2 separate regions of the Homo sapiens genome follow, and region 1 is linked to region 2. Evidence: chromatin loops called from intact Hi-C (ENCODE). Cell type or tissue: IMR-90. All regions are shown on one strand. Each heading gives the region's core, and the rest is flanking DNA. Links, peaks and the distances in the headings are about the cores only. Region 1 overlaps PDZRN3 (PDZ domain containing ring finger 3). Region 2 overlaps PDZRN3 (PDZ domain containing ring finger 3).

The links. Hi-C counts contacts between places; a loop is a spot of excess contacts. Peaks named below come from ENCODE experiments on the same cell type or tissue, not always from the same donor. Only the 100,000 strongest peaks of a DNase experiment are listed, where the experiment ranks them.
Region 1: it touches region 2 in a loop (4-fold over the local background); 1 of 110 quality-filtered maps calls a loop at or near these places.

Annotation. Positions count from the first base shown.
Region 1 is chr3:73,540,011-73,555,491 of GRCh38, forward strand. The region is part of intron 3 of PDZRN3 (PDZ domain containing ring finger 3); the gene reads right to left. The region is part of intron 1 of LOC101927296 (a long non-coding RNA gene); the gene reads left to right. Among named protein-coding and RNA genes, the nearest start is that of PDZRN3-AS1, 76 kb to the right of the region's middle. In IMR-90, for the core only: no CTCF peak of the experiment used is centred there; DNase peaks (open chromatin) are centred at 7,161 and 7,891; H3K27ac peaks cover 2,416 bases.
Region 2 is chr3:73,593,141-73,608,621 of GRCh38, forward strand. PDZRN3 (PDZ domain containing ring finger 3) reads right to left here. Exons shown (of 10, transcript NM_015009.3): 2 at 15,458-15,481; 3 at 9,214-9,321. It also overlaps the pseudogene RNU7-119P. Among named protein-coding and RNA genes, the nearest start is that of PDZRN3-AS1, 23 kb to the right of the region's middle. In IMR-90, for the core only: no CTCF peak of the experiment used is centred there; DNase peaks (open chromatin) are centred at 9,261, 10,691 and 11,551; H3K27ac peaks cover 296 bases.

The DNA.
Region 1 (15,481 bases), core at 4,956-9,955, 55 kb before region 2:
ATGTATGATTCAGGAAGTGCCGTGTCTCTAACGACTTAGATAAAAGTGAGGACAGATGCTCTGAAAACTGTTGGATGAAAAAAAAAAAAAAAAAAAAAAAACAGTTCTCAAGAGCTAACAAAGCAAATAACTGGTGTTAAATACTAAGAAAAATTTTAAAAAAATTCTCATAAAATAGGAAAAAGTCAGTATTTCTCACTTAGCATTTTATATGTGATTTATCTGTGACCCTAAATATATATAGCTAAAAAAAAATGTTATGAATGGGTATTTCACATGCCTCTGTAAACATTTACATATTCTGTTCAGGTTACTCCCCTCCAATAAAAACAAAACCAAAAAACATGTTTTTGAATCTTGTTTGGGAAATAAGGGAACTACCCTCTATATTGGACATATGTAGTATTTTATAAAATGACTGTTACGGTTTGGCTGTGTCCCCACCCAAATCTCATCTTAAATTATGGTTCCCATCATCCCCACGTATTGTGGGAGGGACTCAGTAGGCGGTAATTGAATCATGGGGGCGGTTACCCTCATGCTGCTGTTCTTGTGATAGTGAATGAGTTCTCACAAGATCTGATGGTTTTATAAGGGGCATTTTCCTCTTTGCTCAGCACTTCTCCTTCCTGCTATCATGTGAAGAATGACCTGTTTACCTCCCCTTTCACCATGATTGTAAGTTTCCTGAGGCCTCCCCAGCCATGCAGAACTGAGTCAATTAAACCTCTTTCCTTCATGTATTATCCATTCTTGGGCAGTTCTTTATGGCAGCATGAGAACAGACTAACACAATGATAAAGCACAAGAGTATAACAAATGATTAGAGACTACAATTTAGCAGAAAGTTACTCTAAGAAGATATAAACACTTACATTTATTAATATTTTCTGGAAACAACTGTAACACATTACATTACCCCTGAGATGCATGTTTACCCAATTCTTAAACTATACCTTACTGTTACAAATGACAAAGGGAATCAAACTGTCTACTCTAATGTATGCTAAAACTTCTTAAGAAGCAAAGGGGTCCTGGGAACTTGTGGAAAACTTTTAATTCCATTTATGGAGGTTAATAAAAAATTTTGAATTGAATGTCAGCAAAAAATGTTGCCTAACCTCCATTAAAATATGCTCAAATTGACTTTTTAGTCATCAAAGTATGACTCACCTGTGGTATACATATCTTTAAAAGCTTACTGAAAGACCTGACTTTAGAAATATTTTTTTCTATCAAAGTCCAACATGTTCACTGTAGAAAGTCCGGAAAATTTAAGACTATGAAGAAAATATAATCTCCCCTAATCTCACCATTTAAATATGCCCAATATAGCTAACATTTATTGAGTACTCTTTAGGTCAGACAGTGGTCTAAATTCTTGATACATATTAATTCATTTAACCCACATAAGCCTATGAGTTATGTACCATAATTATCTCCTTTTTACACAAGAAAACTGATGTAGAGAGAGGTTAAGTAACCTTAGTTATGTGGTCCAACAGCCAGTAATAGGAAGAACTAGGCATTCTGGTTTAAGGCTGCAAGCTCTGAATCATTACACATGCTGTCACTTGGCTGGGATTCTGCTACTTCTTTCCAGTCATTTTTCTACATTATATATGTGATATATACATGTTGGACTTCTATAGCAATTTTTTTGAATAACTATTAGCAAAGTCTCATCTTTACCAAGAAGACTTTCTAGGTGTCTCCAAATCCACACAGTCTCCTAAGTGGCTAATTTAGCAATTTCAAGCATCTAGTATTTTACACTGTGGTGTTTAGCTCAATGTATTGCACAGGTCACTGAGTGCAGAGACCACATCTTATTTTATTTCCACTTTCCAATTTTCTCATACTATGTAAATGTTTGTAAATGCTAGAAACCTATGGGTGCTTGAAATAGTTTCAGCAGAGTGGTAAGCTAAAAGGTAGTATTTGAGTAATAATTTTCAAAAGACCTTTGGAAATATTCTAGACCCCGAGCTACTGATAAAAGAGATGCCATTAGAACCTAAAATTATGGGGAAAAAAAGAGAAGATAAGAATAACCTGGAGTTTTTCTGCAGAGGGAACTATTAATGGGGTTGCATTAGGACAGGTCTTCACAGTCCTATAAACAACCTAAGGAAAAAAGTACACAATGAAATTCCCACTTTGATGGCTTTATTAAATAATTATGGGCAGAGAAAGGCAAAGCAAAAATGAAATCAGCAGAAATATTTTACAGGTCTCTCTAGATGACCAGAAAGCAACAGGTAACCAGCACCTGGGCAAGAATACAAGGATTGTTTGTTTACATGGTTGCCATGAGCAACGGCCCCACAATCACACTGCCTGGGCATCAATCCCAGGCCAACAACATTGTCTCAGTGGATCTTCAGTAACTGATTGTTCTAGGAGATTTATAGGTTAAATGTAAACAAGTCTTCCACGTGGACCATGACATAAAAAAAGGCATTTTAAGACTCTCTTGCTGGCCGGGTGTGGTGGCCCATATCTATAATACCAGCACTTTGGGAGGCCGAGGCAGGTGGATCACCTGAGGTTAGGAGTTTGAGACCAGCCTGGCCAACATGGTGAAACCCTGTCTTTACCAAAAATACAAAAATTAGCTGGGCGTGGTGGCAGGCGCCTGTAATCCCAGCTACTTGGGAGGCTGAGGCAGGAGAATTGCTTGAACCCGGGAGGTGGAGGTTGCAGTGAGCCAAGATCACACCATTGCACTCCAGCCTGGGCGACAAGTGGGAAACTCCATCTCAAAAAAATAAAATAAAATAAAATAAAAATAAAAAAGACTCTCTTGCTGAAGATCATTACATGAGACACACATATATACATTAACTTCATACAGTCATGTGGAACGTCATCATCAAATTTGGTACTTCAGGAACCTCAAGCATCCACACCCCTTCCATAACTGGAGTTTGCCACAGCAAAAGATACTTTCCTGTGTGTACTCCAAGTGTCTGGTACTTCTGGACACTCCACACTCTATTTGGTGATTAATATTTTACCTGGATAAATGCAAATACACACTGCTCATATTCAAAGACAGCTTTAAGAAGGTAAAGATGACATCTAGAGAGAAACCCCAAGGATTCAGGATTGTTTTCTATTTCCAAGTGTTATTAGGAGTGGCATGCCAAGACAAACAGCATCCAGAGCAGAAAGGGGACAAAGGATTTGGTTTTAGCAGGCAAGCAAGTCCAGTGCCCTGCACCTTGGAGGCCAGCACTGGGGTGTGAGCACCCAGCATACTGGATTTCCCAAGAGCACAGCAGAACTGCCTTATACACATTTAACTGGCCCATCACCTCCTCAGAAGCAAAAAGGTAGCTTCTGCAGTGAGATGTAGGCAGCACCTGAGAGGTGAGGGGGTTCCCTCTTCTACAAATGAGGCAAAATTGAGTCTTAACATTGAAAAGAAAAAAGGTATCTCATCCAGACTTTAAATTTGTTCTTTCATGTTTACAATGGAAGAATTTATTCTCGCATGCTTGCAATGCTATTTGGTGCTCTCTCTTTCTCTTTACTAGGGTTTCTAACAGACAAAGGATTCAATATTTCCTTTAGGCTTCTCAGCTCTTCCACAGTCCAATTCCAAGGAAAGCTGTAAACATAGCTGGCACTGACAGATGCTAGAGCACGCTGATAAAACTGGACCAACTATTTAACTTAGAAATGAACTGCGCTGTAGAGAGTTAGCTCAGCAAAGTCAATCCTTGGGGCTATTGCACAGAACATCTGATACCTTTAACATCTAAAACAGACTATTAAAACTGACCAGACACCAACAAGCAAAAAGGGTGTTCAACTTGCCTAACTGAGATTCAGTAGTTTTAGCTGTTATTATCAAAATAAATATAGGTTCATTACAAAAAGTTTAAAAAATAAAACATGTATAAAGAACTAATTTAAGGCCGGGTGTGGTGGTTGACGCTTCTATTCCCAGCGCTCTGCCGAAGGAGGCAGATCACTTGAGGTCAGGAGTTTGAGACCAGCCTGGCCACCATGGTGAAACCTCGGTCTCTACTAAAAATACAAAAATCAGCTGGGCGTGGTGGTGGGCACCTGTAATCCCAGCTACTCAGGAGCCTGTGGCAGGAGAATTGCTTGAACCCAGGAGGCAGAGCTTGCAGTGAGCCAAGATTGCACCACTGCACTCCAGCCTAGGCAACAACTCTGTCTCAAAAACAAAGGAACTAGTTAAAGTTTTGTGTGCTTATCCAACCCCACACCGTTGGTGTGTTTCTTTCTACTGTTATTCTACTCCCATGTCCATTATTATATTACACAGATGAGACCATATTATACACAGTATTTTTAAACTTGCTCTTTTAACAATGCATTTTGAACTGTTACGTATTTTTGGATTTTTTTTTTCCTATTAAGCCTTTAAAAGAGTGGCTTTTCCCCCCAGTTTTATGGAGGTATAATTGACAAATAAAAATAATTTAAGGTATGCTAGTTGATATGATAGTAGGTGTATACACTGTGAAATCACCATAATCAAGCTAATTAACATATCCGTCACTTCATATGCTTTTTTCTTTTTGGTGTTATTATATTTGAATGATAAACAAACATTCAAAGGACACCACTCTGTGGTGCCGAGATATTCAGCTTTATTGAATTTTTTCCATTGACTACCCTGAATTTCCACTATCTGGGTTTTTTTTTTTTTAAATTACTGAAAAGACTGAGCTGATGAGATGCCCTGGCATTTAAAAATGCTATAAAATCATGTGCTTTTCTTTTGAGAAGGAAATATCTGTTGGAGTTACTGTTAATCACAGCATTTTCTGAGGAGCTGATTATATGCCAGGCATCACCATGTGACACATTTCTTCACAGATTTCAGAATGTGTGAGATTTGATATGAAAACTAAACCCAATACTGTGCCTCTTCAAAACCTCCGTAGCTGTATTCCCCATCTCCAATGCATGCACACATATATACAAATAACAGCAAAACAATAGAAATGATGTAAAAGGGAAGAAATAAAAGGAAAAAAAAGGTCCGCTTAGATTATCCTGTTCATTTTACAGCATGCCTACCTATACTGGCATTTAGTAGCAATAACAAAAATCATTGCTAACCTTTACTGAGCCCACACTGGGTGCCAAGCGCCTGGCGTCTCCTGACAGGGCCTGGGGAGGGATGAGTGGAAGCCCCCACCACGACGGATGGTGCTGAATTCAAGTCTGCTTTATCTCCTGTGCCACCAGGGCCCCTTTCATTAAAGCCTCCATAGGTGATAATAACAGCAACCTCTTCCCTAGAAAGGTCATAATCTGCGGATCAGAGGGTTTAAGAAACTCTTTGGGGAAGGGAGGATCACACTGTGAAAAATCCTGGTAGCTACTGCTGTAAAGTTTATGAAAACCAAATTTTAATAATATGTTCTACAACTTTAGCTACGTAAGAAAAAAAATGCAACTGGACAACAGGCAAATGGTTAAGATTGCTCAGAGATGTCTGAGTGCCTGGGACATAACAGCAATTCTGGGTATGTTTACTGAGCACTTACTACACACCAGATACAAAGAGGAGGCAAATGTCACGGTCTGCACTATGAGGAATTGCCAATGTCCAACCATTCTGACCTACAAGAAAAAAGAAGTTTCACAGGGTACACTCCAGAAGTTCCAGTTTTGAGACTCTATCAACTAGAAAGTACTCAAAACATGTCAATAAAAATCGCTGGATCTTTAAACTTCTTGACCACAGCAATTTTCTGATGAAAATGCTTTTCCCTCAAAGGCTTTTAGTGTGTGGATTTTGCTGAGGGCCATGGCAGAGTTTTTTCCACACCACATTAGAAGGGTTGTTCTGAGGGAAGACACTTATTGCGGGGAGGAGGGGTTGGTGGGAGGTGAGGGGGAGGATCGGAGGATCTTTTATTTTTTTAACAAAGCTAAAAGGCCCAGGTCACCATCCGGCTCTGCCACTCCCTTTTACTGCTAAAATACAAATAAGCTCCATCCACAAGAACAGTAGCTGCCTGAGGGCAGGGGCCTCCTGTGTCTTGGACTTGGGCCTCCTGTGTCTTATTCTGTATACTGTGTCCGCAGTATACAGAATAAGGCCCAGCACAGGGTAGGCACTCAATATATGTTGAATAAATGAGCAAATCAATGAATGAATAACTCTGGGTGAAATTCACTGGAGGAAGTTTAGCTTCTGTTTCTCCACCTGGCATGATACCACAGGCGACCCAGTGAGGGTATTAAAAGGAAGATGTGTGTAGTGCCTCATTATCTGTAAACCAGTATTACTGGAGAGTACGGACCTGTTGGAGGCAACACAAAACGAAGACAATCTCACCACCACATTGCATCAAATGATCGTCACTGTCTATAAGGGAAATTTCAAAGCCACTTGAAAGTACTTTTGGGATGGACTCACAGCTGTCTGTCCTTAGATCATAAAAGTACTGGCTTGTTCATTTTGAGAAATAAATGTAACCAAATAAGCCCAGCATACTTGTGCCATGCCCATTCATCAGTGAGGAAACAGCTTCAATACAAGCTTTTTTGTAATGGCTTCCCCTGCCATGGGATTTCAGGTGAAGCTCAGATTTCAAGGTTCTGCAATACGTAATTCAGATGGCTTTCCAACTTGTCTAAAACATTTTATAGTTGCCCTGAAATATTTCAAAAATTCTGCTGAGAATGATTCTCCCATTTACATATAACACAAAATGTGTATGGTAAAATTTAAATGCAGTGTCTTCACGCTGAAGCTGAGCAATGACTTTATCAAATTCTGTATCCTGGAAGATGAAGCGTGTTTCTGAAGATGAATGCTTGGAGGTGATATAATTTGTAAGTGAGCGGATGATTTTTTATTACACCGTATGCATCCACATGAAGAAATAAAACTCTGGAAAAAGCCTGAGTTCAGCAGCTGGAAGATGAGGTGAGAACTCCCAGGTCCAGCTCTACTCCCAACTACATGCCTATGCATTTCCATGTACCCAGGTTCTGCCTCTGAAAGGCACAGCACCATTCTGAATCAAGGAAACAAGCCAGGACGTGCAAAGATGAGGGCAGAATTCCTTCCACCCCACTCACGACAACAGCCCAAGTAAGGAATACTAAGCTCTTGAATGGCTTTCCATAATTCATCATCCTAGGATAGAGGAGAAAAAATACCCCACAACCTCTCCCTAGCCGAACTCTGGAAACAGGTTGACTCATTTCATTTCTGTGGTTTTTCAGAGTAAAAGCTCTGGAATCTTCATGGCAGTAGATAGTTGTTTTCTTTAAAGCTTATAAGCCTTTCTTGATGAAGAAAAACTAAACACTCAAAAGTATCATTAAGTGACAGCAGCACCAACAATACCACCATGAAACCTGGTATAGTTGTGGGTGCCTCTGTCATGGTCCCAGTGAAAAGATAGAAGTCCCTGATGCATAGGCAGTCCCTTGGTAAGAATCTGGCCTGGAAAGTCTTGGAGATACAGTGCAGTGGCCTGCAAGCGGGTAGATGAGCGGCACTGCTTAAAGGAGCTCCTCCTCGAGGTTCTGGTCCAGGTGTGGCCATCTGGCCCTATCAGCTCTCTGCTCACAGGACAGAGAGAAGAGGCTCAGCTGGAAATAACTACATAGAGTCAAGTGGCTGCCTCCAAGAGATGCTGTGAGCCCAAACTCACTGTCACGTGGGGTGTAAGTGGGATTAGTGCCTACTTCCATGGCTCCAGAAAAAGGGTAAAGACAGTCATTTCTGTTTTTGCTGAAGCTAAGTCCACTGCAGACTCAGACCAGAGATGGGTCAGGCCAGAGCCAGAGTCAACTCTGAAGCTTGCTTTTATTTACTCTTGGCAAGTCCCAACTTCCTGGTTCTAAGAAGAATGAAGCGGGGGAGGGTTAAAAGTCTTATAAAAAGGCTCCAAAGGCTTCTTGGACACCAAAGAGCTCTTACAAAACTACATTTTGATGAGCTACATGTAAATGAATCAGAAACATATGGATTTCATTTCCTTCATAATACACAGGGGTTTCAGAACGAAGAGGTTGTGGAGTGCTTGCTGAGATAAGTCTGGGCTCTGTGAAAATGTTAAAGCGGGGGAAGCTTCAGACATATGCTGAACCTAAATTAAGACTAGGCCAACAACCCCGCGCCCACACCCCTTCCTCTATGGGGCTTTGATATCCACCAGCTAACCTTAGGTGCTACGTAGAGAGAGAGCAAGCACTACATACCCAAATGTGACAGGCGCTTGGGGTCTGTGGCTTTCTCTGATGATGTTTGAGGATTTGGAAGTTTCTTGTAACCAGCTCCAAAACATTGAATATTTTGCTGGCTGCTGGGAGTTACGAAGCAGAAGATACAGACGTTTTATTTCCCCAGATTCCACTAAAGGGGATGCAGGCAGCATGTCCCTGAGAGGTGAACACTCTGTATGCTGAAGCAAAGGAGGGATCCTACTTTAGAGCACTCACTAATTTGAGGCTTTTTGAAGCACACACCCTGGAGCTTCGACTGTCTTGCGGAGAGCTCAACCTAGTTGACTTCCCTGGGATGTGGGCTGGAGAGGGAGTGGGCAGACATCCATATTGTAAGATTGGTAATCTTGGCCTCTGCCTTTTCACACAAGCATTTATTAAGCTAATGAATTATGAGGGGGCAATAAAGAAGCTAGTAGTAAATGAGGTTTCTGCAGGGAGCTGCTTGATAGGGTCAATCACTCAACACCTGTTTTAGTTAAAAATTAAATGGATTGTTTTAATTTTATGTCAGAAAGCCAGTGTGTCTGAGTCAAGAAAATAGATTGTCGCCAAAGAAAGAAAAAGATAAAACAAAAAGCAGGACAACAGATGCTGGTGAAGACATAAGGAAAAATGGAAAACAGACAAGTGTTACAAAGGCAGTCATGAGAACTGATGAGAAAGAACTTTAAAACAGCTGGAAAAGAGAGAAAATGGTGCAGAAAATGGCACCTGCCCCATGCAAGGCACAAAGCTGGTTGTTAGGAAGAACATCAAACATCACAAAAGCCATTTTCTTTTGATAGGTCAAATGGTTGGTGGCATATCTCTTCTCGCCTCTGAACACAACTACAATCACTTTCTGTTGATAATAATGTTAAGCTTAATTATACAGAGGCTGCACTTGAACGTTTCCTTCCTTATAGCTAAGCGATGCCATTATTTTTCATTTAATTGCAGAATAACGAGTGCTCTGTTCATGAAGTCCAGGAATTGCTAATATAACAATGGTGAATGCAGTGGCAGTGCACGACTTCAATTTTCATGATTACTATTCATTAGCGGTCTGTCAAATGGATAGAATAGGCTCTTTTCTTCTCTACCAGCTAGCAAAGGGCACTGTACCCGAGAGAAGTTGCATGGCAGGAAGAGTGAATCAAGCTGCCCTGTCTGCTGCAGGCTTAGGTTCAAAGTCCAACCCTGCAAGCCCAAATCCCAAGTCTTTGGACACAGAACAGCTGCTTATACAAGTTCACACTTCTATAAAATCAGGTGAGGACAAATGGACGATGATGCAGCAAGTACACTCCTGGTAATCGGCAAAGGTGGCATCCTTTGTTGCCAAACATTTCATAAAGGGTTTTTCACTCAAAGACGGAGAGAAGGGTTTGGAAAAGGAAATGGAACTAGAAGTCCCAAGAATCGGAGAAAGAGAAATGTAGGGCGTGAATTTAAATAAGAAATGGATATGTCTCATCACAGGCAGTACATTCTACTGTTAAACTGCCCTCTTTAGGGGATCAAGTACCATGTTTGTCTGAGTCACCTTCGTACTTCTGTGCCATATTTCATGCTGCCCAGGGAATTATTCACATCTTAAGCTACGTATCTCAGTAGAGCTGTACAATCCATAGGTAATTTGCTAACCTTAGTAACAATTCTATAGATCCTTGTAGCATTTTTTATTTAAAAAACCAACTTCTCACCTGCCTCTAATCCATGTCCTTTCAGATCCTGGGCCCTGGCTGCCTGTTAGTGCAGATGCTGCCTTAGCAAACAGAGGGTATGGTCCAACTTGCCTATGAACCGGGAAGCATAATATTTTAATATTTGTGCCTTAAGCAGTTGTTTTACTTAAAAGCACAGGAAATCCTGTCTTTTTTCTTGTTATAAAATCTTACAAAGCTACTGGAAAGATCTCCGCAGGCCAGTGGTTTTCAAAGTGGGTTCCCAGAACTAGCAACAGCTGAATCATCCGGGAACTGGTTAGAAATGCAAAGTCTCGCCGCCACCCCTCAACCCCCCAGACCTAATGAACCAGAAATTCTGGGGTGTGGCCCAGTGGCCTGCGTTTTAACAGGCCCTTTAGGTCATTCTGCTTCACGTTCAAGTTTGAGAATGGACACTCTAAGGCACTGGTTCTCAATCCTGGCTGCACATTATAATCACCTGGAGGGTTGTTTTTAAAAACAATCAATACCTGGTCTTACCCTAGACCAATTAAACCAGAAATCTCTAAGGCAGGGCCCAGGAATCAGTCTTTATTTAAAAGCCCCCCACCTGATTTGACTGCAAAGGCAAAATTGAAAACCACTGTTGTAAGCAGACCTGCCCTGTGCAGCTTCAAGCCAAATCTCACAGCAGCAGACATTGCCAATAACTGCAAGTAGTTACCCCAAAGCAACTTACTATTATTGATTAAATGCTGGTTTCTAAAAAATGAAGGCACACCTGTATATGGTGACGTCTACCCAAAGATGTCCTGGTCTAATATCAGGTTTGTGAATTATAAAGAAATAGAAGTGCCAATGATCAGGGTAAGGAAAGGATGAATAAACTGAAACAGAAGCACAACCAAAACAAAACAAAAACACGCTGTTTCAGGAATCAGCAGATTTGTTGGAACAAGGGTCATACAGACAGCAATACTCTGAAGTGTCTCTGCCCTGGAGAAGCAGAATGTTGCAAAATGTTCTTTTTCTTTTAAATGTTTATAATGAGAGTTATCAGAAAGAAAACTAGCTAAAACTGAACAGTGCAGAATAACGCTGGATGCTTTCAGGGAACACCTTGTGTTTGAAATTGTAAAAACTGTGATGTCATTCATTTAAATTTGAGTGAAACAAGATCACTTGGAACAAGTAAACCAGCTAAACATCCCTGTATGTGCAGGGCCAAAGGTGTAATATTGCCAATTTTTAATTTAGGTTTAATTTTGTCACTCCTGTTGTGGCTTATTAAGAAAATGTATTTTTTTGAGAGGTGGATACTGCAGTCTGTAGGGGAAAATGACACACTGTCTTGGATGAGCTTTGAAATACTTTGGTATAGAAAGAAGAAAAGGAGGGAACCAAGAAAAGTCAATGTAGCAAAAAATCATCAGCTCTGTCAAATGAAAGTAATGGCTATCATTGTTTAATGTTCCTTTTGCATCATTTGAAACTTACGGAGGCCAGGAGTGGTGACTCACACCTGTAATCCTAGCACTTTGGGAGGCTGAGGTGGGAGGATCGCTTGAGCCCAGGAGTTTGAGACTGGCCTAGGCCACACAGTGAGACCTCGTCTCTACAAAAAATAAAAAAATTAGCTGGGCATGGTGGCATTGGCATGTGCCTGTGGTCCCAGCTATTTGGGAGGCTAATGGGGGAGAATCATCTGAGCCTGGGACGTCAAGGCTGCAGCGAACTGTGATTGCACCACTGCACTCCAGCCTGGGCAACAGAGTGAGACCCTGTTTCAAAAAAAAAAAAAAAAAAAAGGAAAAAAAGAAACATATAATTATTTCCCCACTTCTAATATTAGAAGCCTACAGAGAAAATCCTAAAAGTGCTAAAGGGTCATATTTTTGAGATGCTACCTTCTTGAAGCAGTAGACTAAGCCTATGTTTATACCTGCATGTGATTTTATTTATTTTTCATAGCAACACAAAGGCCATTATCCTTCCCCTGTTGTACCTGTGAAAAGCCTGAGGTCTGGAGAAGGTCAGTAATTCTCAATGCCACACTGCTAGGCAGTGGCTGAGCTGAAATACCCATGCCTGTCCAAGTGACTGATTCCTATGACCTTCCATCCCCCTTCACTGCCTTTCCTTCTTTGTGGACAGTCCTAAGTTTAGGGTCAGCACTACAAAGCGAAACACTCCAATCACCTGGGGCACATTCCTTTTCTCACTCCTTCCCACGTCCTCGTCTTCTATCCTCCCAGTTACTCATCTCAGTACCTCAGTTTCCCCACCTAAATGTTGCCTCTTAGGTTTCACGTGGGAATTAAAGGAGTGTGTGTGTGTGTGTGTGTGTGTGTGTGTGTGTACCCAAACACCTTAGAACAGTCCCTGGGAGATAGCATTATATACATAATCACTATTATACTTCTACCCTAGTAACTTTCTCACCACTCAAAACTTTCTCCTTCATGAAGTGTCTTCATGATTAACTTTAAATGGATAATAACTGGACTAAGCAGCAGATTCACTGAGGAGTTTACACAATTATCTCATTCATTCCTCATGACCCTGTAAAATTAGGGTGTTTTCTTCTCTGGAAGAAATACAAAATACAAAGAACATATGTTTATGGTGTGTATGAGGTTTTTGCGCATGTGAGTGTGTGTGTCCACAGTAGCTTTCAAAAGAACAGTCATTCTTATCAACTAGATTCTGCAGAACTTAAGAGAAATGTGATTAAAACATTACTGACAAGGCATCGCTATTTATGTTAGTGAATTCTAACTGGACCTATCCAGATGTATGTTTACGGATTATTTGCCCAAGAAGAACAGGTGCTAGTCCTTGGAAGAAGTATGATTAATAAACACTGTTTAGGATTTGAGATGCCCAAATAGGTATTTGGAAAACAGATCTTCAGAAGGAAGGTAAATATTTCTATTAGAGTATAAACAACACAGTCCTACCGAGCACAGTTGCTCAGTGTGATGACTCATCATGCAGCTTCAGCCTACTTGAGACTCACTAAGGATCACACAATAATAAACACAACCTACTACGTGCTCACCACGGTGGCTGATTCCCTGGTGAGGAGAGGAGTATCAGGTGACTCTAGTCCAGATAATTGAAAGAGAGAAAGCTAACATATAAAATGGAATAATTAAAGGTTAAAGTAGAGACTACAAGGAAGGGAAAGTGTTTTGAAAATGTAAGACATTTCATGTTTGACTCAAGGTAAGCGGACATGTCTTAACTTCAGAAATAGCCTGTAAAAATGCACCAATATGGGAAGGTCATGCACCAAGTTCAGAATAGTGCTTACGCTTCTGATAATTAACACGGTTGACACAATGATCTCATTTATTCCTCCTGATTCTATGAGGTAAGACCTATTATCGGCCAGGTGTGGTGGCTCACACCTGTAATCCCAGCACTTTGGGAGGCCGAGGCGGGTGGATCACCTGAGGTCAGGAGTTCGAGACCAGCCTGACCAACATGGTGAAACCCCATCTCTACTAAAAAATACAAAAAATTAGCCGGGCGTGGTGGCACATGCCTGTAATCCCAGCTACTCGGGAGGCTGAGGCAGGAGAATCGCTTGAACCCGGGAGGCAGAGGTTGCAGTGAGCCGAGATGGCACCATTGCACTCCAGCCTGGGTGTGACAGAGTAAGACTCCATCTAAAAAAAAAAAAAAAGAACTATTATCCCCATTTCAGAGACAAGGAAACTAAAGGGCAGCAAAGCAAAGTAGCCCAGACCCAGTACTTGAACTCAAGCCCTCTAATGTCACAGTGTATATCCTTAAGAATTCCGTGGTGTGACTTCAGAACACGCAGGAAGAAATGTCAATACAGGCTGGAGGAGTAGGCCAAGGTGACAGGGAGTACCTTATCCCTACTTCAGCTCTGGCAAAGTAGTGGCGGCATCTGGATAGGTGAGGAAGGCATGGACAGGGTGACAGGAGATGCTGGAATACGCATGGCACACACATGACCAGGAAGTTCATGCTGGCCAGAGCCACAACGGGCATAAGGACTCATGGAAACAAGAATGAGAAAGAATGGGGCTGGAAGGAAGAAACTGACAACTGTATACAACTATCTCACTGGCAGCTGGAGGTACAAAGTAGAGGCCCATGAGGCCTGGATATCTGGGCATGACCAGCACAGAGCTGCTGAGTGAAGGTTATATGCAGCCTGAGATGGAGAATAGAGGGCCAAGGGCTGATGTGGAGAATGGCCACCACTTAGGTCAGAAGAAAGGCCTGGTGAAGGGGAACGTGTATTTTTACAATCTTATATATACCCATGAGGTTCCACCTGGATTCAAATCCAGTATGCAGCTTACGAGGTGTGACATTGGCCAAGTCACAAAATTTCTCTGCGCCTCATTTTACTCAAATATAAAAAGAGAATAAGAAGGTATATAAGAATATCTCACAGGATTGTTGAGAGAAGACACACACACACACACACACACACACACACACTCCCAAGATGAGAACAAGGCCAGACACAGATAAGTGCTCTGTAAGTGTCCGCTTGCTGCTGTCATCATCGTCATCGACATCATCATCATCATCACTCTTCACAGAAGCATGGGCCACAGCGTTGTTTGCAACAGTGAAAAATCAGAAACAAACCATAATGTACGTTCAAAGGGAAATGGCCAAGGAAATAAATATCTATACCATGGACTGTCACACTGCAGTTTTCAAAACTGAGGTAAAGACTTCCATATCCCAACTTAGAAAGGTCTCCAAGACATAAAGGTAAGAGAAAAAAAATAAGCCAAATTCCACAATTTTCATCCACACTCACTGGCAGTGAATATGCTCTTTCACACAAATATTCTCAGTGTCTTGGTAATTTATCCGTAAAATGAGTTATGAGAAGTTACTGTCCATGATGATCAAACTACCAGATTCTTAAAACGTGTTGCTTTTACATCATGCCAAATGGGTGAACCAGAACAATTCTGTTCTAGGTGACTTTTGGAGAGTATGTCTAATAACAATTAGATTTTTCTCTTACATTTTTCCACATGATAAGGTCTGAGCCCAAGCCCTCAGTGGCAGGGAAGGGACCAGATTCCAACAGGCCTGACTGGCTGTCGCCTATTTTAATCACCAGACAAAGCAGATAAGTTGCAGGGGGGATAGAAAAATTAAACATGTCCGTTTTTGCTTTTCAGAGGCAATTAGGGGATTTATAGCCAATGTGTTGTTATTTTTTGAATCAGAGCCAGTAATTTTTTTTTTCTTTCAGAGAGGATGATTATACCATAATCACTGACATTTTTAAGGAACATTTTGGAGCCACAACTTTGTTTCCCTAGAACAAGCACTAGTTACTAAAACTTGCCATGTCACTTGGGACGAGGAAGAAAATTTGAGTGTGAGGCCCTGGGGAAGCTCTCGGAAGAAACACCTTTGTTCTCAAAGTAAAACAACAAATAAAACAGCTGCAATGATTATTGAAATGCAGAGCCAAACTCTGAATCCACAAACCTGTAGGGAGAATCCTAATTTGCAGAGATTCCTGCAGTCCAGGATGTTTAGAAAGAATCCAACTCTCTGAAGTAATTAAAACTTTC
Region 2 (15,481 bases), core at 6,758-11,757:
TAAAGATAAGTGTCTAGATATCACATGTAAAGATGACAATATAAAATATATTTGACCTGTATTATTGTCAAGAATTTGTTGTTTTGTTTTATGGTCCTCAGGAAATTACCTAAGATTTAATTTTTTGACCTAATCTTCACTCAAGAATTTAATGCGGACATTGGTTACTTCTAATTTATTCTTCATTTTAAAATGCTTTGTGGATTACCTAATTAAATCTTTTTATGAAAGGAAGACTTTGAGGGACAGATTTAAAACTTCTGTGGAGTCAGAACTCCCAAAAAAGTACATAATGTCAATACAAAGTAAACTCTAACACGGACAGAGGATGGGAGAGACACTCTGCCAAAGAGAAGCACCCAATATCCTGACTGCAGGGTTTCAGCAGGAGACAGATGCCTCTGCGTTTCCATACCTGGCGCCATATGCTATGAGCTTGTAGAAATGAGAATGTTAAGTGACTTTTAAAAGGAAATACATAAGCAGGTGTCCACTTTGTGATATTTAAAATCAAAAGACACTTTTAAATTACCAAGTTTTTAATTCTTACTGTTTACCGAAATAAATATACACACACACACACACACACACACACACACACACACACACACACTTTGGAGAACTCCAACATTACAGAAATGTGGCTTTACTTAAAGTTCCCCATAATCCCATCAAACAAAATAACTACAATAACTATAAACTGTTCATTAGCTCAGAGCATTTTTCCCCTGCAAAGACTAATATAAATGCCTTAAAAATAAACAAATTGCATCATACCATGTTTTATTTTTTTGTTTCTACTGGTTTTTCTAGTAAAAAGTGAAAAACCTGCTAGCTAAATTCTGCAAGAGTTGTAGCACTCCATACTGTCCACTCTTCACCTGAGTTTTATATTTATCTGACTAGTATAAAGTGATGTATGTTAGAAAGATATTCACTGAAAGGCTAGTTTTGATAGGAAAATAAGGAAAATAATGACAGTAATAAATATAACAAAGCCCATATACCACACAATAAGCTATGCACAGTCATTAGAAAGAAATTAATACATAATATATTGTTTAAGGCAACCATGGACTAAAGGAGGGCTATTTGTTTTTAATTGGTCATCTTGTTAATTCTGGAAAGTATGTCTCCATGAAATAGGTTAAGATTTTCTCAATAATTCTATAGCAGCTCCACATACTTGCTGATATACATAAACAAGAAGAAAACAGATCTCAGAAAAGTTTTTGTTAACTTCTATATTTGGCTTTAAGTTCTCGTATCCTGTACAAAAATTTTAACTTGAAATAACAACTCTCCACCTTTGTACTTAATTGCAAAAATCCTTTACCTACATTGTTTCCTTGGTCCACCCAGATAGCATGACAGGTAGGAAAGACAAGCAGTAAATACTCCTCCCATTCTAGAGATGAAGACTCAACATTTAGAATCCCAACACCAGAGTGAATACCTGGGTGGAGACTTAAACCTGGGTCTCCTGATTTAAATCTAAATGGTTCTTTCCATTTCAACATGTTCCTTCTAATAGTAAGGAGATCAGCTGCATTTCAGAGAAGTCTTACCTGTGTTAGAGTCTTCTGTTGCTGTAGTAAAGACTATTAAGGTAAAGCAAAAGTGATAAAAGTGGCTAAATCGGGAAATAAGAGAGGGGAAAATATGATATTCACTTTATTTTACAAGTGGAGACTAAAAAGATGGAGATGTACTGACTTATTGAGAGTGCAGCTATGCTAGTGAAAAGACAGTCATTACTACCAAATGACAATGCAATAGTTCCAAAAACATCATTTAAGTGAGTCTATCCAGAGATAGCAAATACACAGCAAAAAGTCACCCTTCTCCTTGTTTATGTGCCCATGACAAACATCAATAAATGATCACAATGCTCATCTCCACTCAATCCAGGAATGTCCTCAGAATTTTTTGACACCATAATCCAAGGTGATGTCATTGTCGTTATGTATACTGAAATTGATATATAAGAAGAAACTCTAGCTTCCACCTTTGGAAACGGAGAGTTGGAGTCCATTACTAATAACTGATCTCTAAAATCTGCTTACTTTTGCAGCTAACAAAGAATCTTCTCAACGCAGCTTGAATTATATCAAGTTTCTTTAATCAAAACAGAATATTTGGGTAACCAAGAAAACAGAGATTTCAAATAACATGAATAGGTTTTACTTCTTAAGTGGATAACTGCTATCAAACTTTTCATACTCCTCTGCTGAATATGGTAAATGGGGATCAGTCCCTGTGAAGGAGAGGAGTATAGCCTCATGTGTTTATTTCTAACATTAACCAAAAATGGATTATGCATATCTGTGTGTGTTTAGCAAAATAAGTTTCCTGTGTATAGTTAAGCAAGAAATATCAAGTCTTTCTTAAAGAAATGAAAGAAAATGAAAAAATATATAATTACAAAATCATTTGGTTTACAGCATATTTTTTCTCCAAAACCAAACCAAAAATTAAAACACTTTAAACAATTTTCACCAATAATTTTTTAATTCACTGATAACATCTAAGCAAAGATCACAGATTTAATTCAAAGGAAAAAAGCACGTGGATCAGTATTTTAAAAAGGATTCCTCTAGGAATTACAAACTGGATTACAAACTGACTTGGACTGAAATTAGAGGTATTGATATAGGCATAGTTTCCAAGATATACAGATGGATGAATGCAGAAAGACAGATGTATATGTTATTATCGTGGTACATGTGTACATGTGTTTATATTACATATTTACATTTTCTAGCTCTATCTGCTGAAGGTGCCTAGAAGCAATGAAATCTCAATCATAATGAGCACCCTAGCACCCATATTTTGGTTTCTAAACACTATTCTCCACTAAATGAAGCTAGAGGTCCTTGAAAAAAATGCACATGTCAGAAGTGGAGCAAGGACAGAAGATTAACCTGGAGTATCTTGTGCCAGGAAGTAGGAAAGTGCTCAAAACATGATGGGAACATGTCAAAATAACACAGGTTAAAAGCCTGAAAGAGCTCCATTGGGCCAAAACTTGGGACAATGTGACCACCAAATTATAAAAACTCATGAGTCCATATTGACAGAGGAAGAGACAGACAGATAAACAGATTAAATAGGGGAAAAAGGAATACTACTTCTTATAGCGGAAAGTCAACTAATGTGGAAGGATTGGAGTTAGAAAAATCACCATTTGTCAATCATCACAATAACAGATTCAACCAAACACAGTCAATGGATGATAAAACCAGTGTGTGACAGTTTGAGGAGTAGCAAGACATTTACATAGCCTCAAAGCATCTACCTACAGGATAACTATTGATTATAAAGAAGAAAATGGTAACTTTATAGTGGAGACAGAGAGATACGACTTTAACCAAGTGGTTCAAGTTAACATAAAGGGACAACTTCACCTCATGTGAGACCTGTCATTATGTACTGAGAAGGACATGCTATCACTTCTGTGGTATTCTTGCCCAAAACGTATGACCTGGATCCATCCATGAGGAAACTTCAAACAGAAATTAAGGGACAGTCCAGAAAAGATCTGGTTTGGAGTCTTTAAAAATATCAATGGTATGGAAGACAAAAACTGAGCAATTGTTATAAAGTAAAGGAAACTAAATAAATATGAAAATGGAATACAACCCATGACAGTGGTTTTATTTTGCTATAAAGGGCATCATAGGGACCATTAGCAAGATCAGAATAAATTCTGAAGATTAGATAACAGTTTTGTACCAACATGAATTTCCTAGTTTAGATTACCATACTGTTACATATGAGAATGTCTTATTCCTAAAAAGTTCACACTGATGAATTTAGTGATAAAGAGTAGAGGAAGAAAAGAATAAAGTAAATGTAGTAGATGTTAATATTTGGGGAATCTGGGTTAACGGTGTACAGAAATCCATGTCTACAAGTCTGAAATTATGTCGAAATGAAACATTTTTTAAAGGGGAGTCTTCTATTACTTTATTTTTAAATAAATACTCCAGCTTAATTCACATTCCATTTTGCAACTTTAGTGGGTCTCAGAACAGTATCTTCTCACCTAATAATCACAAGCAGTGAAATCTCACTTTGTTCCACCAAGTAGCCTGGCTCTGGGAGGGAAAGCATTGCTAATCCTTTCTAGCTGACCCTGTAACAAACCTTGTTAGCAATGACAGTCCAACTAAACCAAAAATAAACAAAAAAAGAGAATGACCGGTTTACACAAAAGCCTTTGAGGTTCCACAGCTTCTGTAATCATATCCTCGGGTCTTCAAATCATAACACTTGCAAGATGAATGCATATTTACAGAAGATTGTACGAAATAATGGTTATTGGGAATAGAGGGCTTAAGTCTCCCACTTTCATTGGATCCAGGGAATCAAGATTGCTAGCTCAAAGCAGAACAGCGTTTAACCCACGCAATCACTACACAGACTCATTTATCACCAAAGGCAAGCCTCCTGTAACACAAAAATGAGCTTGGTTCTCCAAGCCATATGGCTTGAAGACTGGCAAGAAATATAGATGTGGATGGCCTCTACAAGTCTTTGAGAAAGAATTTCAGTGGAGTTGCATCAGAGGAGTGTTTAACTTATAGGCAAGCCATGACCAAAAAAAAAAAAAAAAGATGAAGAGAGAAATAATATATTGAACAGCACATGCCTCAAAGTGAATTTGCTGGTTTCTTAGTAGGCCTCAGTTTCTCGGTGTTTTCTCAGTGTGAGCATTTTGTCAAATGAGGTATTCACAGAACAATCCAAAAACTCCATATGACAGTCAACTGAGAAACAGTGAGGTGATCCAATGCTGTGCAAAACCAGCTGGCTGGACTTACGAAGAGATGGTATGTTCTCCACGTGTCACATCCCTAAGAGAATTTTGAGGGTAATATTGATCTTATGTGATTTTTCACATTTTTGCCTTCTCCTAAATAACTTTCAGTAGAGTAAGATTGGCCTAAAGTAGACTCCAGAGTCCACAGAGAAAGGTGGTGTGTTTGTGGATGAGGAAATCTGCCTCAGTTGGATAACCCACACTTTGGGCACTGGGAAAATTTTTCCAAAGTTCTCAAACTATTTGAAAGAATATGAGCATAGTTCCTTTAAGAAATCTGGTGATATTAAAGTATAGGAACCTTGCATTGTCTTTAAAATATAGTTCAGACAGTAGGTTCAGAGGCAGAAAAACAAAAGGCACTGAGATATTTACAGTTTCGAATGAATATTAAAGACATCAGGGAGAAATTAAATTTAGTTTTCTAACTGCAATAAGTATATGCAATCAAAGGTGGGGTCGGAAGTTGTAAAAAGGACCAGGACAGCTCACAGGTAAGAGGAGTGCAGGGAAGACACAAAAAAATCAGAAGCCAATACTGAGTAAGTCAGAACTTGCTGAATCCTAGTACCAAATGTGAGATGGAATAGGTATGACCAAAGTCTGCCCAACAAGCCCAGGGCAGATGGACACACAGGATTCCAGGGGACAGCATGGGCCCTGCAGCCATGTGGGCTGGAAGGGCACTTCATCTAAGGGGGCCCCAGATTCCCAGCCACAGCCCCAGGACAGGCCAGCTCAGGCTTTCTTACCAGGCCTTGGGAGCACTCATGTAGGGAACCCAAATAGGGGACATCATGTAGGCAGTCTAGCTGGAAGAAAGGGATGTTGACATCTCTGTCCCTGAGCAACTCAATTCCTATCTCAAGGTTTTGGAATAAGTCAAACCTCTACCTCAGTGATTGTCCCTGATGTCCCTGTCACTCCCCAGTGGGAGTTTCAGCAATCTGCAGGGGCATTTTTCACCATCACAACAATAGGGGTATGTGCCAGAGATGACACGAAGAATCTCCTGCAATGAAGAATGGTTCTGCCTCCAGCACAACTATCACATATCCCACCAGACAGTCATGAAGATAAAATAACAAGCTTTTTATAATTACCTGAGCATAGACCTAGCTCTGTTTTACATATAAACACAACAGAGTTTTTGGCAGTTTAAACATACACACATTGTACACCCACATCCACAGCAGCATTATTCAAGACAACCAAAAGGTTAAAGCAACCCAAGTGTCCATCACTGGGTGAATGAATGGACAAAATGTGGTAAATACAGACAACAGAATGTTATTTAGCCTTAAAGAGGAAGAAAATTATAACATGCTACAACATGTACGAACCTTGAGGACATTATGCTAACTGAAATAAGCCAGTCACAAAAGGCAAATACTACATGATTCCGTTTATAAATCAAATTCCTAGAGACAGAAAGTGGAATGGTGGTTTCTAGGAGTTGAGGTGGGGAGGGAGTTAGTATTTAGTGAGTGTAGAGTTTCAGTCGAGGAAGATGAAAAAGTTCTGGAGATGGATGGTGGTACTGGTTCTGCAACATAAATCAATGTAGTTTATGCCACTGCATAACCATTTAAAATGGTTAAAATGGTAAATTCTGTTATGTATATTTTGCCACATGTATGTCTTGCCATATATACATATACACACACGGACATTTCAAGAAATGCAACTCTTGTATAAATCAAAGCAACACTGTAGTTGCCTGTGTCAGAATTTAACCATGACCTGTTCACTACCATGGAAATTCACATCCTGTACGGCAAGGCCATTCATGGCGCCTGGGCCACCAGCAGATGCCTCTTGTATCTGGCAGCATCTGCAGCCACATAAGGTGCATCCCAGTGAGTCTACACAGATGTGAGAGCATCTGACAGTGCCATGGTATCTAATGTCACTGTGCCAGAACACTGGCATATTGATATATTTTATTATAAATTATCTTCCTTTGATTTTCTTTTATGCAACAGCCTATATATTTTTACAATTATTTGTGTATGTATGCATATAAATGTTACTTGTAAATTTCATTTCACCACAGTATTGGTGGAATTCCAAAATATTTCTTATAAAAAAACAGGGAGGAGCTGGGCTGGCACCGATGTGGGTAAGAGCCGCTGCTCTGGTCTCAGAGAACAGATACCATTAAGAGCAGAGGAACTCTGCAGCAAAGAAAAGACTCAATTAGTATCTCTGGATTTAATAATACCCCTTTGCAAGAATTAAGGGTCTTACGGTGAAGATCTGGTGGTGGTTTGCCCATTCCCCTGAAAAAGAAGACATCTGGTGGAAAACTAGAGACTTTGACTCTTCTTAGTAATGAAACACACACACACACACACACACACACACACACACTCTCTCTCTCTCTCTCTCTCTCTCTCTCAAAATAATCACATTTATGCCTCCTGGTAATAAACTCAGACGCAGATGAGGTAAACCAGAGAACATATTTTCAGTCATGGGAATCACTGTATCATGTCAAAAGAGATTAGAATTTGACTGCAAAAGGCACAGTGTTGTCAATTGCAATTATACATATATCGTTTCTCTATTGTGGTCATCCTTCTTTCCATCTCAACACTACATGATTAATATTTTACATACTGTCCAAAATAGGAATGTGACTTACCAGAAACCGTACTCAACATTTCAAATACAGATCATCCTTTGCCAAGAGAAAATCCTGCCCAGCTGTAGATTTCTCATTTGCAAAACACAAGAGCAATGAAATTCCATTACTTAGAGAAACTGGCTGTTCCACCAAACCCTTGGCAACGGAAGCTGTACTTATCTTTTTGAACAATAGTCTCAGAAAATGTATTCACTCTCAAAAAAGACAGTAAGTAACGCATTTGAGCTCTTAAGAAAGCACTCTTGCCCAAGCAAATTCCTGTTAGGGAAAATCCAGTCTCCTGACCTGGGAAGTACAAAGACTGACTCTAAACCATGCAGCAAAAAAAGCTCCAAGTTTAAGAACCCTTCAAACATTCAAAGGGGATGCAACAATATTAATAATGTCCTTAAAACAAAATCAAGTATCATTTTAGCATGTAAGTTAGCACATCACACTCCCTCCGAGGAGGGAGCCTTACACCCTAACTAGTTCAGTTTGCTTTCCCTGTGAGATTTAACTGTGTATTTTCCTGAGGATTACAAATTATCCTGAAGCATACTGCACGTTGCAGAATGTGTCCAGATGAGACTGGAAATGCAAGACTTTGTTCTCTGTCTTGCTGAGGCTCCTTTCCCCAGGAGAAGCCTGTGGCCACATTCCAGTGAGTGATGTGAACTTCACTTATGGCTTAGCTCGTGGTCCTAGCTCCCACTCAGTCCTAAATTTTGAAATAGGCCATGAAAATACTCAGGAAATACAGACATGATAAAAATGCATGTGGAAAACAAACACCCACTGGTATCGGTGCTGTTTTTCTGGTTTCTTCTATTTGCACTATATTACGGCTGTGGCCCATGGGTGAATTTCTTGTGGGGTCTGGCATATCATCGTGGATTCTCAAATTTACTTTTTGCCTAATAGGAAAGCCAATCAATTTAGCCCATATGTGTATCCATCCAAAGAGCTATGAAAATGGTCAAAACACCAGTAAAAAATTACTCATTTATATCAAACTTTGCAACAAGAGCCCATATGAGAAGGCAACAAATCATTCTCTCCCTTTTAGTGACTCAGAGCATCCTAGAACACTGCAACCCTGTTACAAAGTGTTGTCTGGTGGGGCTGAGAGATCCACTTCCCCTACATGAGTCTACAAACCTGCTGTATAAAAGTTTGAAATGATGAATGACGAACTGAAAATGGAGTAAGTGATGATATGTGAACCCTAATATCAACCTCTGCCTGCAAATCCCTGGGCAATCAGGTTGTACAACTAACAACAGGCAAAGACGACAAACTAACAGAGAGAACAATGCATTTGTAGAAATAAGTGTGTGCTGTGTGAGCTCTGAGGACATTAGAATGACTCCAAAGCTGACACAATTGTACCCTGGTAATCAATATGAACAGGGTGCACAATTTGTACAACAGGGTTCGTTCATCTGGTTCTAACATCCAACTCTTCAACGGTTTTCGCGCGAAACTGTAACTGATGCATACGAAACAGATTGAGGTCCACATGAAAAAAGCCAAATTGTGAACATTCCACTCATAATCTGGCTTTTCTACATTTAACAAAAATTTAACACCAAGGCAATCAACACTCAATCTGGTCCCACACAATGGGAAAAGTGAGACTCCCGCTCAACCATCTACCACTTTAGGCCTCCCTCCCCAGTCAAACATCTTGCTTTGAGCTAGACGAAGATGGGATGGCATTCAGCCTATTCAAAGACACTGGCCAGTATTCACATACCTCAATAATCCTGTCATGAATTTGCAGGCCTCCTTCCTTGGCTGCAGGCCCACTGTCAACTATCTTGGATACAAAGATTCCTTCACTGGATGATCCATCGTGGTTATCCTTTGGGTTAAAAAAAAAAACATGCATGAATGCTAGGCATTAAGTTGAGCATGAAAGTAAAGCTTGCACTCTTAAAACAGTAATTGACTCTTGCTGTGTCAAGAGTGGCAATAGGGTAAAAGGTATTTGTTTCTCCTAATTTCTGTTTTAAACTAAAATACACACACAGTAAAATATTTCAAACCACACCAAAGGACATAAAATGATGCATCCCTGCCATCTCCAACCCATTGTCCTTCTTCCCCCGCCTATGGTAGCTATTTGACTTTATGCATCCTTTTGAAAACATTTTAACACATCATATTCCTAAATATGCATTTGTTCCTTTTTGCATACAAATGTGATTATGCTAGTCTGACTCTTATGTCCTTGCCTCTCTCATTTAACTCTAAAAATCATGAAGATCTTCTGCTACCAATTCGTGTCTGCCTTACTTCTTAAAGTGACTGAACAGTATCCAACATGAGGCTAATAAACACTGTTTTCATTTGCTGTGATTAAACAATGCTGTGATAATACTCTCCTACTTGTATTTTAAATTATCTTTGCTATTATAGTTCTAGGGCAAATCCCTAACAATGGAACTGTTGGGTAAAAGGATATGTACATTTCAAAGATATTGCCAAATGGCTTTTCAGAGAGTTTATACTTATTGTTCATTAGACAGAGTGTTTTCCCACATCCTCATTTGCACAGAATGTTATTAAACTTGTAAATATCTAATAATTTGACTGTGAAAACAGATATTTTGTTTTTGTTCCGATGCACTACCATCACTCTAGTCCTAATAAATTCTGATCTCTGACCTCCTTGAATCTCTTTAGATCTTTGAATTAAATGTCAGAACTAAAACTTTCTGGGAACGAAGACAGCTCACTGTTCAAACTCCTTCCTTTCCTTAAAATCAAAAGGCTCCAACAAGCTCATAAAAAACCCTCACAGCTTGTTCACGAACTTCTTTTCAAACAGCACTGCAATGAATTCTCTCCAAGTGTACGGATTAAATTTCTAGTGATTAACAGATGGATTTATAAATTAAATGGCACAAGCATGTGATATTTCCAAACAAAATCATTTGAAATGTAAGCTCAGAATGTTCCACAAAAACTCCAAAATCTAGTCATGGTAAATTCCTTGCCGTATGTCATTAGAAGATTTATTTCAATAACAATTACTCTGAATACAAATACATAAAAATTCCATTTGTTAAAAATAACTCTTCAAATAAAACATTTTCCACTTTAAACAGCAAAAAACAAAACCAAAAAACAATCCCTATATTCTAAAGGGGGAAGGAAACGACTTCAAGTGTGATTCAGTCTACCCCTTCAAATGCAACAGCAATAACTAAGCTTGGAAAAATGTACATTTCTCAGTCCTTCTCTCCTTCCTTCTTCACACTTCCCCAAACACACACACACACATACACACACACACACACACACACAGAGTAAAATGTTATATGATTCACCAAAAGAAACCAAAATCACAACCTAAAATGAGCATTAAGTGTTTTTCCTGACATTTATCCCCACATGACAAAGATATGTCTCTAACTGGCATCTGGATTCCATCAACGCTCTTCCAAGAGAAGGGTCAGGGAGCCTGTGGGTGCTGTGTAGGATCATCTATCCTCAAAAGGCATCCCTGCCTAGCATCACAGTGCTCTGCACAGACCTCCTGCACACTAACCCTTTACCATCTGAATACCTCTGTGCCTCCTTCCTCTCTCACGGCAGCCTTACTGAGGCACTAGTCTGAACACATCCGTGTAGCTCCCTACATGCACACCTGAAATATATGTATAAAGCTGCAAAGCAGCTTCCTTTACTGAGCACAAACTAGGTACCAGGTACATAGTGAGTGCTCTATGTGCACTGTTTAATCCTCACAATAACCACAAGTGGTAAGTACTATTATTACCCATTCCACAGGTGAAAAACCTGAGACTGAGAGAGGTTCGGAAACTCATCCAAGGTCACACAGCTAAAAAGTGGTATGGCTCAGTTTCAAACTGAGGCGAAGCGGATCCTCTTGCACATTACATGCTCTGTGTGCAATATTGTCTCCCACTGAGAAAACTCAAAACACACAGGAATTCAGAAGTCCAACATTTCAGGCTATGGAATATTCCACTAGATGAACTTGAAGAGTCTCAATGGACCACAAAAGATTTATGAACAAGCTTGAGTTCCCTAAGAGGTGATGTCAATATATCAAATGAAAAGAGATCTGTGTTTACTCTGATTTAACCACTTTGCATTTCTTGGCTGGAGAGAAAGAGGGAGATAGGGGATAGGATTTTGGCTTTCGTTTGTTTTGCAAAATACCACATTGCACATAAGTAATAACTCTTAAGGAGTACTAGAAAGTTCAAGCAAAAATCAGAGAGGAAGAAGCAAGAACAAACACCAGCAGTGAGATTAAACTGAGACAGTGGTGAGGGGTGGGGAAGGATGCAAAAAGCACATAAAGCAGGCCAGGCATGGCAGCTCACACCTGCAATCCCAGCACTTTGGGAGGCCGAGGCTGGTGGATCGCCTGAGCTCAGGAATTCAAGACCAGCCTGAACAACATGGTGAAACCCCATCTCTAGCAATACAAAAATTTAGCCGAGCATTTATGGTCCCAGCTACTTGGGAGGCTGAGGTGGGAGGATGGCTTGAGCCTGGGAGGCAGAGGTTGCAGTGAGCCAAGATTGTGCCGTTGCACTCCAACCTGGGTGACAGAGTGAGACCCCCGTCTCAAAAAAAAAAAAAAAGCTAGATTTCTCTCTTAAAAGGCATCTCTTTATTCTTAGTTTGTTTGGCTCCTCTCCTAAGAGAGTTAGTTACAGCTATTTATCAAGGTGAACTAATATGACTTGGAATTTATTTTGTTTTGCTGCCTTGAGTAAGAGAGAAATGAAAGGGGATTGTTTTCATAGCAAGGGTACCTAACGATAAAGTACACTTCCCAAAGGCTTAAGTGAGAGGTTTGATACAACAGACTAGCTGCTGTTTCTTTAGGGTTATGAGGACTAACAAATGAATGATATGATTTTGCTAAGAGTATTGCATACTGATCATGCAATGAAAAGCCTTATGTCAGAGCTATGGCTGGGCTATTTCACAACCCAACCAAGCATCTAACACAGGAATTCCTTGGGAAACACAGACATCATTTGTACTGTATTCTTCTAGTAACTAACAACGTGTGTGCATTGTTGCTCATCTTGGCTTTTTAGCATGTACTCAATGACCTGCCAGATTTTCCAGGCAACAGTGCAGAATACATTCAGGTTTCATGATGCTATTTCTGCTAATCAGGGCAAATTTTGAAAAACACTATGGCAAACACATGCACATGGAATTAAATTTTCCTCTGGGGACCATGCAGGCAGTTCTTGCAAAAAGACCACATAAATTGAAAATACTAATGCAAGCTACAAAATCAGGTCTGGCTTGTACTTAAAGCACCTTTTGTAAAAAAGAAAAAGAAAATAACTTAGACATGCTCTTTGATAAGCACAGGGAAGAACTGTATTCCAGTGGGGTTGGAATGTCATTTTGCACCTGGTGAGTGTGGAAACTGAACACCATCTTCACTGGCTTTAACACAGTAGGTTTCCCAACAATCACTTGGCCACAGGCCTCTCCATTTTGAGCAATTTCCAACAGTAGGCTTTGGTGTGGTTTAGACCTGGGGCAGGGAATAGGTCTTCTTGGTTTGGGTTCTTTTGTTTGCTATAGCTTGTGAAACACCTAATTGTGAAGTGAATCTTAATTTATTAAAGTTGTTTCTCAAAACTGGTAACAAAGGGTGGAGGAATAATTATGAATGTAAACAAGGAACAGCCAACTCATCTGTGCTAAATGGCAAAACATGTTCTTGATGGTAAGTTGTAGAACATGGGCTCATGTTCTGAACCACGGGCTCAAGTCTGACCCTGCTGCTTCCTGGAGCCAAATGTCTAGATATTTGAGTGCAGTTTGCTCCCTCAGTCCCTCCGAAGGCTGGAGAGTACGGAGGACCCCTGGCAGCAAGGACTAAATCAGAACAGCACATGATGACATGCAGCCTGGGATCTCAGACAACTGGTAAAAGGAAAAAATAAAAATATACCAACCTCACGCGGTTCTATAGTTTTTTAAGAATTCCACAGAGCGAATGCAAGAAATACAACCATGTGATGACATCCCTGGGGCTCAATAAAGTGGGAATTATCCCTGTCCCCATCTACCTTCATATTTACAATTTAGTCTCACCATTTAAAATGTTCTTTTTTATATGTATGTTTGATAAGACAGATAATGTTCATCATTTTAACAACTGCAAACACATAATTAAGTTGTTGTTTCTTATAATAAGCCATTGTTTGTTTCTTTTTGAAACTGTGGAATGGGCTAAAAGCAAAGGGAATTTAATCATAAATCTCTTTGTGTCATTCCCTTCAACTGAAGCCATGTGTTGGCCACTCCCGCCCTAGGTAATTTAAATCCCAGACTCAAGACTTAGGCCCTTTGGGGTCAAGCCCTTGTTTTCTTCACCAGGCCTCTTTCTGGCCACTTCCCTGCCCATCCCTCAACTCTTTCCACACTCTGCTTACTTGCAGCTCCCCCAGTTCCCAACTCTGTTCCTGCTCCAGGCCTTGTATGAGCGCCAATCCCCACCCCTGCAAAACCCCAGCGTCCAACCGCTTTCTTCTAGCTCAGGGGTCTTCACAGGTGAATGCGTGTAACACAATGCATTGGAATGGCAGGAGAACATACTTCACATTTTCTTCATAGTCATATTTTAATTTCATTATTTAAAATACTCCCTTTTGTACGTAACTTTTTATAAGGCACATAATGTATTCGTTTGGTACTGTGTACACATTATATATACAAATAAAATATGGTCCTCTGATCTAGCAAATTCCTGTTCAACCTTCTGAACTCAGCTCCAACGGCCCCTCCCCAGGACACCTCCTCCCGCAGGGTTAACTCATCCCAGGGCATCATTAGCTGTGGGCAGGCACAGAGTACATCAATGAGAGCAGTGCTATGCTCTCCCAACTCATCAGTCTCTCCATCTGGAGGTGAGCTCCATGAGGGCAGGGCACACACTATTCCTATCTGGATGGCTGGCATCTTCTCGTCCTTTAGGTTTCTGTTTACTACTATCTCCTCTTGTCTTTCCTGATAACCCAAGCTAATGATACCCTTTGCTTCTTGGCTGGTATCTGCCATGTGCCATCCTCCCATTTTTTTTTCCTTCATCATACTTCTTCCAATCCAATCTCTAATTATTGTATTCACTTGTTTCTTGTCTGACATCCCCACCAGGACTCAATGACCACAGGGCCTCAGTCTTTCTGGCCTCCATTGTATCTCCTGGCCCTTAGCAAACAGCCTATGTTCAATACTTATTTGTTGAATGAAAGATTTTTGTTTTCTTTTCCTTTAACTACTTTCCTTTTAAGCTAATAAACAAGGAGATGGTCAGGAAAAGAAAAGGGTAAAGGATGGGACATATTCAGATAATCCCCCTTGAAGTGTGAGATTCTGAAACACATCCACTGCTACTCTCTGGAGCCCGTTCTTTGAACATTTTCCCCATAATTAAACTGGCAGATTTGAATTCGGCCTCTTCTTTCTAGAGGAGGGTCTGCTGATGAATGTGGTGGTCAAAGAGCTGCAGTGGGAAGAGAAAGCAAAGGGATGCAGTCACCCACAAATTAGAGAATTGTCTCTGACTAATGAACAGCTGACAGAGCAGAACTCAAGATCAGGCTTCCAGTCTGGAGCACCACACTCCAGCTCGGTCTAGGACGGTGGCTGGTTACCCAGTTCCAACTGCACACATCTCACGCAACTTCATTCAGCCCAACTGCTATACAAACAGAAATGTACCCCCTAACAAAAAAAGAAATGCACCCCCAAAACCAAACAGTTTAAATTAGCTGTTATATTACTAGGCCAATGCTGTTTTAGGAGACTACGCAATAAAAATCCCTAAGTGTGAAGATGTTAGACAGCCAATGAACCCTCTAATGACAGAGAGCAGAATGAAGTGAGCAAAGTTTCCTGCTCCTCACTGTCCCCTTCAAACCTTGACCTCTCTTTCCAGCTACACCAGGAAAAGGAAAAACACATTTTAGTAATTAACATACCACACTCGGCCGGCCACCAATAAT